Linked DNA regions of Homo sapiens: region 2 is linked to region 1. A link is a loop called in an ENCODE intact Hi-C map of the cell type or tissue named here. Cell type or tissue: B cell. All regions are shown on one strand.

Region 1 (8,000 bases):
GTACATGTGTCACCCAAAGTCAGCAAGGAACCATTCAGAACTTACACCCTCCTGGACTGGCTCACACGGCCTGTCTTTGATCTGGAACCTCATATAAGTCACCTCACAGCACTGGGTTTGCAGCCAGCTACATTTTTTCTCCTCAGCCTATGATCAGTTATTAATACATACCATTTCTATGTTTCCCATAGCCTCTTTCTTTTCAGATAGTGACAGAGCTCTAGAAAAAACTCATCTGGCCAGTACTAAACAGGGAAGGTGAAAAAAAGTACTTTAAGATGGGTGTGGGGTCATTTGGGGTACCAACAGACTCAGATAAACAAGGGAACCAGAGTGGGCATCAACAAAAAGCATTGAGGTAAGGGGCCCAGTGGTAATTCACAGAAAAGACCAGAACTGGACAATATTAAAGTCAGGAAGAATGGCTGTTACACTTGAAAAGTCACACTAGAAGAACAACAAAGAAGAAGAAAACTGGAATGAACAGTAGTCCCTTTTATATTTTTTAAAAGGAAGGAATTTTTTAAAGAAATATAAAAGTCAAGTCAAAAAGTGAAATAGCAACAATGAGTATTTAAATAAAACAGAATGTAGTAGGAAAGAAAGAATTCTTTTATTCCCACATGACAGCCCAATTTTTTAAAATGGTTATCTTAAGTCAGGCCAGTTTTATTTTATTGACCATGTATATATAACATCAGATATTTCTAAGAAAGAGAAGAGAACCTGATTGATGTCTCTCATGTAACATGGAAAGGAAAAAGGAGGGAGGGAAAATGGGGAAGAAAAGTCTCCACACTCTTCATGCCCAAAGTGGACACAGTCTTTAACCTGTACTTCAAATGACAGGTTCAGATCATAGAAAACATTGTCAAGTCCAACAGAATTTTGATCACAAGCTCTTGGTGCTCAGCGTGCAGCTGAGTAGCAGAAGGCAAACAAGCAAGTTGATGGAGAAATCTCTGTGCAGGGAAGAGGAAGAAGACGTGCCACACACCAAAGGTTCTGCTTTATAGGGTCTTTCTATATCTGGAGGTAATGCTGTCATTCCTTGAATCTGAAAATGGAAGCACAAACAATGCAAATGAACATCTGATTTAAGGCAGCACAGTGACCAGGCCGCTCAGCTGCCCACACTTCTGCAGGGGATAAAGGGGGCAGGAGTGGTTACCAAAGGAGTCACACACTGGGGGAGTCAGAAACCTAGGGTTAAGGAGGAAACAGAAAAGAGGGCCAGGCACTCCTTTGGAAAAGAATACAAAGCAGGCTCTATTGCTTTTTGCAGCACTCATTCCGGCCTGTTCCTGCTCTATCCCAACCTTAGTTTTAGAACTAATTTTTCTCTTGAAAGGGGGTAGAATGAGGAGTTTTCAGTCAATCCAAGTAATCATTGAACAAAAATTATCAGACATTAGAAGGCAACTGGACCCCTGGATTTATGGATATTTGTCTTCTCCTTAGGTTTTCCTGTAATAGATTCAGATAAAATGTGTCATCTGGGTTGTCAGAGGTTAAAAAGAGCTTACCGACCACTCAGCATTGTCTGTCTTGGAACATCTCACATTCACTGGCAGGCTGAGGACCAGCTTGTTGAAGGAGAGACCTTCCTTTTTAGTCCATTTAAACTTATTCATAGCATCCATGAAAGAAAGGTTTTTATATTGCTTGGGACTTTTGATAATGAAAGGCCAGGTCCTGAATTTAAAAGACACAGTTAGTCATATTCAGAACAAATGCATTACATGTTTCCTTTACTTTTCAGCATCCTAAAATAGATCTCACACTTATTCATTTTCATACACATAGATAACCTAATGCAAAATGTTGATGAGCTCATCAGTGATTACTAGAAGAAATACCAAATAAAAGATTTTTAAAGAATGATATTTATTTTTTAGTAGCAGATTGGCATTAATTTTATTTTTAATTTTATATTTTTTAATAGATATGGGGTCTTGCTATGTTGCCCAGGTTGGTCTGGAACTCCCAGGCGCAAGCAACCCTCCCACCTCCACCACTCAAAGTGCTGGGATTATAGGTGTGAGCCACCATGCCCGGTCAAAATTTAAACAAATAATTTTGTCTCAGAAAGCTTCTACAGAGTCTCACAATTCTACATTAATTTGGTTTGGTTCTAGTTAAAAAATTAACTGGTAAGCATTCATTTCTGAAAAGTACAATGCTAATGGTGTAATCAAGAAACCTGCAGGTTCCTAAAAGATACTGTGAGAGATGGAAAGTTCAAACCCATACACTATAAAAGCCTGACCCCTGCTGGCTGATCTGTTTTGGCTTAGCTAAGTGAGAAGACAAATACAACAAAAAATGTGATTTGATCAATGCTTCAAAAATTTTACTCATTTCTCAAAAGAAGACATACATAAGGCCAAAAAACATGAAAAAATGCTCCACATCACTAATAATCATCAGAAAAATGCAAATAAAAACCAGAGTGAGATACCATCTCACCAGTCAGAAGGGCTATTATTAAAATGCAAAAAAAAACAACAACTGATATTGGCAAGGTTGCAGAGAAAAGACAATGCTTATACATTGTTGGTGGGGATGTAAATTAGTTCAGCCAACTGTGGAAGCAGTTTGTAGATTTCTCAAAGAACTTAAAACAGAACTACCATTCAACCCAGTAATCCTATTACTAGCTATACACCCAAAGGAAAATAAATAGTTCTACCAAAAAGACCACATGCATTTGTATGTTCATCATAGCACTATTCACAATAGCAAAGACATGGAATCAACCAAGGTGTCCATCAAAGGTGGACTAGATAAAGAAAATGTGGTACATATACACCATGGAATACTATGTAGCCACACAAAAAAAGAAAGAAATCATGTCCTTTGCAGCAGCATGGGTGCATCTGGAGGCCATCATCCTAAGTGAATTACACAGGAACAGAAAACCAAAAACCGCGTGTTCTCACATATAAGTGGGATCTAATCATTGAATACACATAGACATAAAGATGGGAAAAACAGACACTGGGAACTACTAGAGAGAGAGGGAGAGAGGGAGACAAGAATGAAAAAACTACCTGTTGGGTGCCTGGCTCACTACCTGGGTGATGGAATCATTCATACTCTAAACCTCAGTTTCACACAATATACCATTGTAACAAACCTAAACATGCATCCCTTGAACCTAAAATAAAAGTTGAAATTTTAAAAATGTACTGAGAAAAAAAATACCCTATATAGAATACACTCTGCCTTCACCTGCCACTCCAAAAATCACATGCCAAATATTCAAGAAAGGAAAAAGAAATCACAAGAATGACATGAGCAGACAGAAGAAGTGACAGAAAAAGTGAAGTGAAAAAGTGAATGACATAACTTGCTTGAAAAGATAGTTTTCAGGTGTTGTCTTTCATTAAATATAAGTTTTATATTATTGATTCCTGAAAAAGGGAAAAGTGTAAGTGCTGGCATGTCACAAAATTTTACATTAATCCATGGACCTTGCAGGAAATTATCATGGTGACTAGAAAGTATCTGGCACTCATAACATCCCAAGATGTTACAGTAATTTCTATAATTATCAAATAATCTCAGCTGAAGAATATACATTAATCTTCATATTTTTAAAATTTATTTATGTCATTTCTCTCTCCCTCTCTCTCTCTCTCTCTCTCTCTTAACATACATAACCCACTCAGGCACATTGAATATCATCTTTTTAAGTAAATTAAAAGTTCCTTATTAATTTCTTGGAGTTATAAAGATAATTTTTTATGTCTAAATTTGAAATATTTCTTCCATATCTAATAAGTGAGACAATGAGGAAAATAGGTAATATATATAGATCTTTACATTTTTCATAATTTCCTTTAATTAGAATCAATATATATCTTTGTTGAGTTTTAAATGCATTATTTTATACAAAGACCTTAAAGTGAAGCCCCATAAAGTAAGAGCAATCAGCATTGCATTACATAAACATACCTAGCAATGGCCTAAAATCTATAGCATTTGAAAATTAAACATATTGTGACAATTTTGTAGAGACACAATCCAGAATTAGTATCAAGCAAAAACTTGACTTGAAAGAAGTTATTATATTTGCATACAATGTCCTTTTAAAAGCACTAAAAGCTACAGCTATTGATCATTTTAAGTCAATTATTAAAAATAAAATTTACTTTTCAAAAAGATAAAATGCCTAATTTGAAAAAGAGAAAATCAATTTTATAACCAGATAAATGCTAGGGGAAAATCATCAGTCTGTAACCATCTGAAACACCACAAGGTGGCACGACAGCTTTACTATGGTGCTTAGGTTGCCTAAAGCCTCTGGTGCCCCGCTGTTAAGAGTGAATAGTGTGACCATTATACACAGATGAAATCTTAAAAAGCTTTGCTGCTATAATAATTTACTAAATTGCCTATTATTGAGATTGTCCAACATAAAGTGACAGAAGAGGTGTAACCCCATTTGTCAGTTTTTAGAACAGATATGTAGAAAGGCCAAGCCCAATGGCGCGTATGTTGGAGACAGAATGACTGAGGCTGGGTGACCTGGGGATGTGGTCATCAACCTTTCTGAGATGGCATCTTTGTCTCATATTTATCATCTCCTTTCCACTCCCACTAACTTGGTTTAGGCCCCTGTTCTATAATAACTTTATACTAATAAACATCCTACTTGTCATCTCTAACCTTTCTAGCCTATCCTACACACTTCCAAATTATTTCCTAGAGAAAAGAGCAGACAGAAAAAGTGAATATTTATCCTGAATACTTTTTTTCAAAAAGACTAAGCTTTAAACCAGGTAACCTTAAAGTAGCAAGTATTTCTGCTTTTACTGGGATTAGGGATTAGTTGGAAATAATTGGGAATGTTACAGAAATAAAAAGTTACATTTCTGCATATCTTGTCAGTGTGTAAATGTCTCTCCATACATACATGTAAACGAATGGTATTATATATATATATATATATATATATTACTGTAGTCAATAAAAAACAGTGTTATTATTATGCTTTAATATTGATGGGTAATTTTCCTTTGTAAATTCCATCTAAACTCTGAGACATGTTTTTCTAAGAAGATAGCAAAGTTGACTGCAATACACCATGGTAGAGTAATTTTTTAAATTTTTAAGTGGAACATAAAGCTATTTATTCTTATAAATTCAAACTGATCAATGGAAATTTTAAAAGTTTAATGATTTTTATACTTGGTCCCTCTGTTCTATATAAATTGAAAAGCAGATGGAGAAAAATAATCTGTGGTTACATTTCTTATCTGAGCCTCTCTGGACTCCTGTTTTAAAAGTTTTATTGCTAATGTCTTTCTCGGGGTAGAGAAGGAGAAGGAAGGAAGAGAGATGGAAGATTTAACCAAGAAACAAAGTCCATGTACTTATAGCTAAATGAACTATATTACACACTCTCCATCCATCAAGCAAGTAAACATGTGATCAAAAACTAGCAAAAGGAACAAAAATTCATTAACAGACTTCCACTTTTGGCCATGTTGGAGTAACTGACACTAACTTCCTGTAAAAAACTCAAAATTCGACAAACCATATGAAACAGCTGGTTTGGACATTGGAAAATAGCACAGAACTATGATCCCCAAAAGGAAGGAAACAAATAAGGTGTTTGAATATTATGTTCATCCCAGCTTTCTGCCTAGAAGCATTCTCTGAACCAGAATGCAGGAAAGGGAATTTCGAAACAGAAAATGACGATCTCAATAAGTTAAGGAGATGAAGACCAGAGTTAAGGGAGTCTGAAGAAGCTTACATATTCAAGGTAGACTACTGCAGAGGAAAAATTTGTATAAGGATCCTCTGAGTCAGTAACTAAGCAATAAGCCAACTATATTTAGGGTAAAATCCACAAGACTGGGCAATGAACAACTAGAAGATTGTGACCTAAACAATTCCCAGAGCCTGTATAGAGCTAGCAGACATTTGAGCTCAAACTAGCCAGAGTGGAATGTCTCTGTTGACTACACGGAGTAAACATCTATTCTAGACTCACGCTAACAAGGTTCTTTAAAGAAATAAAAACAACCTAGTACTAATTAACAGAATGTGCATAATGTCCTGTTGTCTATGTCTAGTCAAAAAATTATTAAACACATCAACAAGTATGTAAATGTGAATCTAAACTAGAAGAAAAAATCAGTCAATACTCCAAGATCTTGAAATGACAGAGATTAAAGAATTAGCAGACAAGGATAACTAAAACTTAAAAAAACATATTATTAACAAAACATGCGCAAAACTTCTATATTGAAAACCACAAAAAAGTGCTTAGAGAAATGAAAGAACAGTAAATAAGTGAAGAGGCATACCATGTTCATAGATTAGAAGACTCAATATTGTTAAGGTATCAATTCTCTCAAATTGTCTAGAAATTCAGTATAATCCCAATCAAATCCCAGCAGGTCCTTTTTAAAAATGAAATTGACAAGTTGATTTAAATATATGTATGAAAATAGAATAAACCTAGACTATCAAAATAATTTTGGGAAAAAATGACAAAGTTTTGGAGACCTACATTTAAGACTTCCTATAAAACTATAATAATTAAATGTGGTTTTAGAGTAAGGCTAAACATATAGAGCAATGAAACAGAATAGAAAATCCAGAAAGAACCAATATATGGACAAATGATTTTCCAACAAATATTCCAAAGTAATTCAATAGTAAAAAGGTAGTTTTCTTTCATCAAATGGTTCTTGCACAACTTGATATCTATATGAAAAACAAAGAACGTTGGATTTACCTTACACTACACACAAAAATGTGTTCAAAATGGATCCACCTAAATGTAAAAGCTAAAACTGTGAACTTTTCAGGGGGAAAACAAGAGAAAGTCTTCCCTTGAGTAGGCAAAGATTTTTTAAGCAGGATATGAAAAGCACAAAACAAACCAAAAAAATGATGAAACAAACTTCAATAAATACAGCTTTTATAAAATGAAAGTCAAGCCACAGACTGGGAGAAATTGTCTGTAAACAGGCATCCAACAGAGAACTTACATCCAAAGTATAAAGAATTCTTACAACTCAGTAATAAGAAAACAAGTAATTCAATGAACAATGAACAAAAATTCTAACAAATAATTAAAAAGAAATACACAGTTGCCCCTTGGTATCCATGGGGGACTGAGGATAGCAAAATCTGTGATGTTCAAGACACTTATATAAAATGGTGTAGTAGTTACATATAACTTATGCACATGCTCCTAGCTACTTTAAATTATCTCCAGATTACTTATAATACCTAATACAATGTAAGTGCTATGTAGATGGTTATTATGCTGTATTGTTAAGGAATGATGACAATAAAAATATTCTGTGCATGTTCAATATAGATGCAATTTTTTCAAACATTTTTTATCTGAAGTTGGTTGAATCCATGGATGCAGAATCCATGTTCTGCATCTGGGAAAGCAGAGGGCTGACTGTATACATACACACACACACACACACACACACACATTTATTTATACACATGTACATATATATATATATACATACATATATACACATATATACATATATACACACACATGTGTGTGTGTGTGTGTGTGTGTGTGTGTATATATATATATATATATATATATATATATATATATATATATACATATATACATAAAACCTTAGGACAATTCTCTGGGTGGCCCTGGACCAATCCAATCCATTCTCATTTTTGCTTGTAGTTCTCAAGAATAACTATATAATGTGCTGGAAACAGAAAATCTTGAGATAGGAAGGGACTGACTGGAATAGCCCAGGTTCTGTTCCAGTACCCCCAATAGGGTTTGAATGTTCATGTCCCTCCAAAACTCATGTTGAAATCTCATCTCCACTGCAGTGTATTAAGAGGTGGGGCCTTGAGGAGGTGATTAGGTCAAGAGGGTTCCATGCTCATGAATGGAATTAGTACCCTTACAAAAGAGACTTGAGGGAACCTTCCAATTGTACCTTCTACTTGTGAGAACACAGCAAGAAGGTGCCATCTTG
Region 2 (8,000 bases), 54 kb after region 1:
AGCCTACTTTTTGATGGGATTGTTTGTTTGTTTTCTTACTGATTTGTTTGAGTTTGTTGTCAATTCTGGATATTAGTCCTTTGTCAGACGTATAGATTGTGAAAATTTTCCCCCACTCTGTGGGTTGTCTGTTTACTCTGCTGACTATTCCTTTTGAGGTGCAAAAGCTCTTTAGTTTAATTAGGTCCCAACTATTTATCTTTGTTTTTATTGCATTTGCTTTTGGGTTCTTGGTCATGAAATCCTTGCCTAAGCCAATGTCTAGAAAAGTTTTTCCAATGTTATCTTCTAGAATTTTTATAGCTTCAGGTCTTAGATTTAAGTCCTTAATCCATCTTGAATTAATTTTTGTATAAGGTGAGAGATGAGGATCCAGTTTCACTCTCCTACATGTGGCTAGCTTATTATCTCAGCACCATTTGTTGAAAAGGGTGTCATTTACCCACTTTATGTCTTTGTTTGCTTTGTCGAAGAACAGTTGGCTGTAAGTATTTGGGTTTATTTCTGTGTTCTCTATTCTGTTCCATTGGTCTATGTGCCTATTTTTATACCAGTACCATGCTGTTTTGGTGACTATGGTCTTATAGTTTGAAATCAAGTGGTGTGATGCCTCCAGATTTGTTCTTTTTGCTTAGTCTTGCTTTGGCTATGCAGGCTCTTTTTTGGTTCCATATGAATTTTAGAATTGTTTTTTCTAATTCTGTGAAGAAAGAATGATGGTGGTATTTTGACGGGGACTGAATTGAATTTGTAGATTGCTTTTGACAGTACAGTCATTTTCACAATATTGATTCTACCCATCCATAAGCATGGGATGTGTTTCCATTTGTTTGTGTCATCTGTGATTTCTTTCAGCAGTGTTTTGTAGCTTTCCTTGTAGAGGTCCTTGGCCTCTTTGGTTAGGTATATTTCTAAGTTTTTTGTTTTTGTTTTTGTTTGTTTGTTTGTTTGCAGCTATTGTAAAAGGGGTTGAATTCTTGATTTGATTCTCTGCTTGGTCACTGTTGAAGTATAGAAGAGCTACTGATTTCTATACCTTAATATTGTATCCAGAAACTTTGCCAAATTCTTCTATCAGTTCTAGGAGCTTTCTGGAGTCGTCTTTGGGGTTTTCAAGGTAAATGATATCAACAGCAAACAGGGACAGTTTGACTTTCTCTTTACTGATTTGGATGCCCTTTATTTCTTTCTCTTGTCTGATTGCTCTGGCTAGGACTTCCAGTACTATGCTGAAGAGGGGTGGTGAGATTGGGCATCCTTGTCTTGTTCCAGTTCTCAGAGGGAATGCTTGCAACTTTTCCTCATTCATTATTATGCTGGTTGTGGGTTTGTCGTAGATGGCTTTTATTATATTGAGGTATGTTCCTTGTATGCCGACTTTGCTAAGAGTTTTAATCGTAAAGGGATGCCAGATTTTGTTGGATGCTTTTTCTGCATCTATTGAGATGATCAGGTGATTTTTGTTTTTAATTCTGTTTATGTGCTGTATCACATTTACTGACTTGCCTATGCTTAACCATTCCTGCATCCCTGGTATGAAACCCACTTGATCATGGTAGATTATCTTTTTGATATGTTGTTGGATTTGGCTAGCTAGCATTTTATTAGGGATTTTAGCATCTAAGTTCATTGGTTATATCGGTCAGTAGTTTTCTCTTTTGGTTATGCCCTTTCCTGGTTTGGGTATTAGGGTGATGCTGGTTTCATAGAATGAATTAGGGAGGGTTCTCCCTTTCTCTATCTTGTGGAATAATGTCAAAAAGATTGGTACCAATTCTTCTTTGAATGCCTGCTGTGAATCCGTCTGGCCCCGGACTTTTTTATTGTTGGTAATTTTTTAATTATCCTTTCAATCTCACTGCTTGCTATTGGTCTGTTCAAGGTATCTAATTTTTCCTGATTTAAGCTAGGAGAGTTGTATTTTTCCAGAAATTTATCCATCTCTTCTAGGTTTTCTAGTTTATGTGTATAAAGGTGTTCAAAGTAGCCTTGAATGATCTTTTGTGTTTCAGTTATCAGTTGCAATATCTCCCATTTTGTTTCTTAATGAGGTTATTTGGATTTTCTCTCTTCTAGGTTAATCTTGTTAATGGTCTATCAACTTTATTTATCTTTTCAAAGAATCAGCTTTTTGTTTCATTAATGTTTTGTATTGTTTTTTGTTTGTTTGTTTCCATTTCTTTTAGTTCAGGTCTGATCCGGGTTATTTCCTTTCTTCTGCTGGGTTTCGGTTTAGTTTGTTCTTGTTTCTCTAGTTCCTTGAAGTGTGACCTTAGAATGTCAGTTTGTGCTCTTTCAGTCCTTTTGATGTAGGCATTTAGGGCCGTGAACTTTCCTCTTAACACCACCTTTGCTGTATCCCACAGATTTTGATAGGTTGTGTCATTATTGTCATTCAGTTCAAAGAATTTTTAAATTTCTATCTTGATTTCATTTTTGACCCAATGCTCACTCAGGAGCAGGTTATTTAATTTCCATGTATTTGCATAGTTTTGAAGGTTCTGTTTAGAGTTGATTTCTAGTTTTATTCCACTGTGGTCTGAGAAAGTGCTTGATATAATTTCAATTTTCTTAAATTTATTGAGGCTTGTTTTATGGCCTATCACGTGTCCTGTCTTGGAGAAGGTTCCATGCACTGTTGAAAAGAATGTGCATTCTGCAGTTGTTGGATGAAATGTTCTGTATATATCTGTTAAGTCCATTTGTTCCATGGTATAGTTTTAATCCATTGTTTCTTTGTTGACTTTGTCTTGATGACCTGTCTAGTGCTGTCAGTGGAGTATTGAAGTCCCTCATTATTATTGTGTTGCTGTCTATCTCAATTCTTAGTTCTATTAGTAACTGTTTTACAATTTTGAGAGCTCCAATGTTACGTGCATGTATGTTTAGGATTGTGATATTTTCCTGCTGGACAAGGCCTTTTAACATTATTTAATATCCCTCTTTTTCTCTTTTAACTGCTGTTGCTTGTTGCTTTAAAGTCTGTTTTGTCTGATGTAAGAATAGCTACCCCTGCTTGCTTTTGACGTCCATTTGCATGAAATGCCTTTCTCCACCCCTTTACTTTAAGTTTATGTGAGTCCTTACGTGTTAGGTGAGTCTCCTGAAGGCAGCAGATAGTTGATTGGTAAGTTCTTATCCATTCTGCAGTTCTATATCTTTTAAGTGGAGCACTTAGGCGATTTACATTCAATGTAGTATTGAGATGTAAGGTATCATTGCATTCATTGTGCTATTTGTTGCCTGTGTACCTTGGATTTTTTGTTTTTTGTTTTTGCTTTTTAAATTGTATTTTTGTTTTATAGGTCCTATGTGATTTATGCTTTCAAGAGGTTCTGTTTTGATGTGTTTCTGGATTTGTTTCAAGATTTAGAGCTCCTTATAGCAGCTCTTGTGGTGCTTCCTTAATAGTGGCGAATTCTCTCAGCATTTGTTTGTCTAAAAAAGACTATATCTTTCCTTCATATATGATGCTCAGTTTCACTGGATACAAAATTCTTGGCTGATAATTGTTTTGTTTGAGGATTCTGAAGATAAAGCCTCAATTCCTTCTCGCTTGTAGGGTTTCTGCTGAGAAATCTGCTGTTAATCTCATAGGTTTTCCTTTATAAGTTAACTGGTGCTTTTGTCTCGTAGGTCTTACACTTCTTTCCTTCATCTTAACTTCATCATAACCTGATGATGATGTGCCTAGGTGATTATCTTTCTGTGATGAATTTCCCAGATCTTCTTTGTGCTTCTTGTATTTGGATGTCGAGGTCTCTAGCTAGGCCAAGGAAATTTTCCTTGATTATCTCCCCAAATATGTTTCCAAACTTTTAGATTCCTTTTCTTCCTCAGGAATACCTCTTCCTTATTCTTAGGTTTGGTCATTTACCATAATTCCAGACTTCTTGGAGGCCTTGTTTATATTTTCTTATTTTTTCTTTGTCTTTGTTGGATTGGGTTAATTTGAAGACCTTGTCTTTGAGCTCCGAATTTCTTTCTTCTACTTGTTCAATTCTATTGCTGAGACTTTCCAGAACATTTTGCATTTCTATAAGAGTGTCCAAGGTTTCCTGAAGTTTTGATTGTTTGTTCTTTAACAATCTATTTCCTTAAATATTTCTTCCTTCACTTCTTGTATTGTTTTTTGGATTTTCTTGCCTTTCGCTGGTGTCTCCCTGATTAGCTTAATAAGTAACCTCCTGAATTCTTCTTCAGGTTAATCAGGGATTTCTTCTTGGTTTGGATCGATTGCTGGTGAGCTAGTGTGATTTTTTGGGGGTGTTAAAGAGCCTTGTTTTGTCATATCACCAGAGTTGGTTTTCTGGTTCCTTCTCATTTGGGTAGGCTCTGTCAGAGGAAAAGTCTACGGGTGAAGGCTACTGTTCAGATTATTTTGTCCCAGGGGATGTTCCCTTAATATAGTACTCTCCCCTTTTTTCTATGGATGTGGCTTCCTGTGAGATAAGCTGCAGTGATTGTTATATCTCTTCTGGGTGTAGCCACCCAGCAAGTCTACCAGGCTCCAGGCTGGTACTGGGGTTTGTCTGCACAGAGCCCTGTGATGTGAACTGTCTATGGGCCTCTCAGCCATTGATACCAGCACCTGTTCCAGTGGAGGTGGCAGGGAGATGAAATGGGCTCTGTGAGGGTTCTTACCTTTGGTGATTTAAAGTTCTATTTTTGTGCTGGTTGGCGTCCTGCCAGGAGGTGGCACTTTCCAGAGAGCATCAGCTGTGGTGGTACGAAGAGGAAGTGGTGGTGGGCGGGGCCCTAGAACTCCCAAGAGTATATAGCGTTTGTCTTCAGCTACCAGGGTGGGTAGGGAAGGCCCATCAGGTGGGGGCAGGGCTAGGTGTGTCTGAGCTCAGACTCTCCTTGGAAGGGTCTTGCTGCAGCTGCTGTGGGGAATGGGGGTGAGGTTCCCAGGTCAATGGAGTCATCTACCTAGGAGGATCATGGCTGCTTCTGCTGAGTCATGCAGGTTGCCAGGGAAGTAGGGGAAAACCAACAGTCACAGGCCTCACTCAGCTCCCACACAATCTGAAGGGCTGGTCTCCCTCCCATCATGCCCCTCCCCCAACATCCTGTTTCCAGGCAGTAGATGAGCACGGCTTGAGAACTTGCCCCAGACTAGCCACTTCCCAGGTGCAGAAGAAAAAGGATTTGGTTCTTCCCTCACCCGTGGAGTCTGCACACCAGATTCGTGCCCTTCCCCAGGTTCTGGCCAGGAGGCTTCTTGCTGGATTCAAATTGTTACAAAGTTCAGCTGGGGACTTCCTTCTCCCTGTGGCATTTTACCCTGTGCCTCTGGTCACCCTCCCAAAAGATCCCTGTGGTACCAAGCAGGGATGGCATGCTTAGGGACCCAGTGAGCTCCCAGGTCCTTTCCCACTGCTTCCTCTATCCCTGTATTTTGCTCAGCTCTCTAAATTGACTCAACTCCAGGTAAGGTCAGAAAGTTCTCCCACAAACTAGACCTTCAGGGGTTGGAGTCTATCACCATTCTCCGGTATGTAGGCTGGGCCTGCTTCTTATGGCAGGAGCAATGGCGTGCTAATCCCAAACCAAGCCTCAAGTGGCCTTACAGTTTCTACTCTCTCTTTTGGAACTGTGCCATCACCATTTGAACAAGCCCAGTCTAGACTTCTAGAGAACAAGATACTATAAAGGAGAGCCCACTTGTTCAGCTGAGGCCTCCTAGACCTGCTTACAACCAGCTGACTCCCAACAAGAAGAGAGAGCCCAGGCACTATTAGAAAGCTGCATACCCAACCCAAGCTGGTTACATACCTGTTTGTAGCCCAGCTACAAACAGAAGAACCACCAAGCTGACTTGTAAACTATAACATGTGCTTCTTCATTTAAAGCTTATTTAAAGTTGTTGAACTTTGGGTTGGTTTGGTTCACAGAAATAGCTAACCAATAAAAATGAATAAAAAATTCTGGTATGTTCAGAAAATGAAATTCAAAGATGAAAATGAACACATTATTTTCTACAAACAACATGGCCAACTTGCACATCCCGTTCGGCAAAAAAAGCCAGACACAGAAGAGCACTAGCGTTTCTGTCTACCTACAAAAAATTCACAACAGGCAAAATTAGTAAAGAGTGATTTAAGTCAGCAAACTGGTGACCTCTGGGGACAGACAGTACCTGGGAGGGGACGCAAAGGACGCTTCTGAGTTGATACTCTATTCTTGATCTTGATTCTGGTTTCATGAGTCAGTTCACCTTATGAAAATTCAATGAGTTTTATACTGTTTGTGCACTTTTATCTAGGCAATTCAATAAAAGAATGTTTTAAAAAGAAATCGGTAAAGGGTTGAACAGCAAACTGACAGAAGAGAGCATAAAAAGAGCATAAGCCTCACTAGTAGTCTAAGGAAAGCAAGCCAAAGCAATCAGAAATATTAGTTTTCATCCATTAACAGGCAATAAATTTAAAAGACTAAAATATCCAGTGCTCAAGAAGGGATGAGAAAATATTCACATACAGCTAGTGTGTGAATTTTATAAAGTAATCTGACAAATATATTAAAGTTTGAAATACATGTAATCTTGATTCAATCCATTTAGCAATCTAGCGTATAGGAATGAAACCACCAATACATAACGATATACTTACAAGAACATTTACTGAAGCAATGTTTATGGTAGCAAAAAGCTTACAACATCTTGAATGTGCATCAAAAGTGTATGGCTGCAAAAATTATGGTTTATACATAATAGGAGATTAAATTATGTAAACATTAAAAATAATGTGTTATAATATTTTGTCCAGTAATGATGAGGGCATTAATTTGAAAAGCAAAATTCAAAGTAATAGATATAGAGTGATCCTAATTTGTTTACAAATAAAAGAGATTAACCCAAAAAAATCCTATATAAATGTTGTAAATGTTTTCTTCAGCATAAAGTTTTAGAAAAATACAAATAAATCTGTTAGCATTAGTCACCTCAGGAAAGTAGAATTTGGAGAAAGAGGGCACTACTACTTTTTATTTTATATATTTTTTACTTTTTTACTTATTATGAGAAGTATATATTACACTGGAAATGAAACAAATACACGTTAGAAAATATTCTCATATTAGAAAATAAAGTGTTCTCTAGAGAAAAAAACTCCTTAATCTTTCAAATGATGAGAGATAAAAACTCAACAGTTGTGACCTCTTTGCAAGATTGTTAAAAGCCAGTCCAGAAGCACATCATATCACATATGAATTTTATCTGATTATTAATTCAAGCTGAAGAAGAAATAAATTATCCCATAAAATATCTCTTAGCACTTGGAGTAAATATAGTTTGAAAAAAATGTGACTGAACTAACAATCTTTTGGAAAATTCTATTTGCTATATGAGTGGAAAATATTACTCAGAGTACTGACATTTCCTGTTTACCACTGAAAAAAGAACTTAGTTCTCTAACCTTGTAAATGTAATTCAACTGTGAATCTTACAAACACTTACAATAAGAGTTTGCCTTACTAAACAAATCAGGTTCATCTGGCAGTCCAGTTCTTAAAGGAACTAAACTTTATCTTAAAAGGAAGTATAGAAATAAAAAGGAAAGATAGTAAAAGTAATGAATTCCAAGTTATAAAGGAACTAATATACCATATAAAAATCTAGTTAAATATAAATATTTCAATTTTTCCCTCTTTTAAATGTCTCAGAAAAGTCAATGAAATCAAAGTGAGTGTCCAGCTGTTCTAAATTACTGGATAATAATATCCAAGTAATTTAGAGCTTTTTGAAAAGCTTTAAAAATTATTTAATTATAGATAGTTAAGAGATGATAAAATGGAGATATAAATCTTAGGTGTATTTTTTGCTTTGAAATTGTTTTATATTTCATATTTTGAAGGAGAGATAGAGATAAGTAATAAAAATTTATGACCTAAATTTCAATCTCAATTTCAATTAATTAACTGGATGAGAAAGGCAGTTTTTTCCTCTGGACTTCATTTTCTGCAACCATGAAATAAAATGTTGACAAAAGCAAACAGAA

What was found. A loop is a pair of places that touch in the nucleus more often than their neighbours do. Peaks named below come from ENCODE experiments on the same cell type or tissue, not always from the same donor. Only the 100,000 strongest peaks of a DNase experiment are listed, where the experiment ranks them.
Region 2: it touches region 1 in a loop (3-fold over the local background); 2 of 110 quality-filtered maps call a loop at or near these places.

What each region holds. Positions count from the first base shown.
Region 1 is chr6:132,296,261-132,304,260 of GRCh38, forward strand. MOXD1 (monooxygenase DBH like 1) reads right to left here. Exons shown (of 12, transcript NM_015529.4): 11 at 1,527-1,695; 12 at 1-1,057. The coding sequence ends at 893. Among named protein-coding and RNA genes, the nearest start is that of MOXD1, 100 kb to the right of the region's middle. In B cell, CTCF peaks have their summits at 2,276 (motif pointing left), 2,478, 4,232 (motif pointing right) and 4,432; DNase peaks (open chromatin) are centred at 2,261 and 4,281.
Region 2 is chr6:132,349,949-132,357,948 of GRCh38, forward strand. All of the region lies in intron 4 of MOXD1 (monooxygenase DBH like 1), which reads right to left. Among named protein-coding and RNA genes, the nearest start is that of MOXD1, 48 kb to the right of the region's middle. RefSeq lists an enhancer at 4,423-5,622. In B cell, no CTCF peak of the experiment used is centred here; DNase peaks (open chromatin) are centred at 2,243 and 4,733; H3K4me3 peaks cover 4,114 bases; H3K27ac peaks cover 5,983 bases.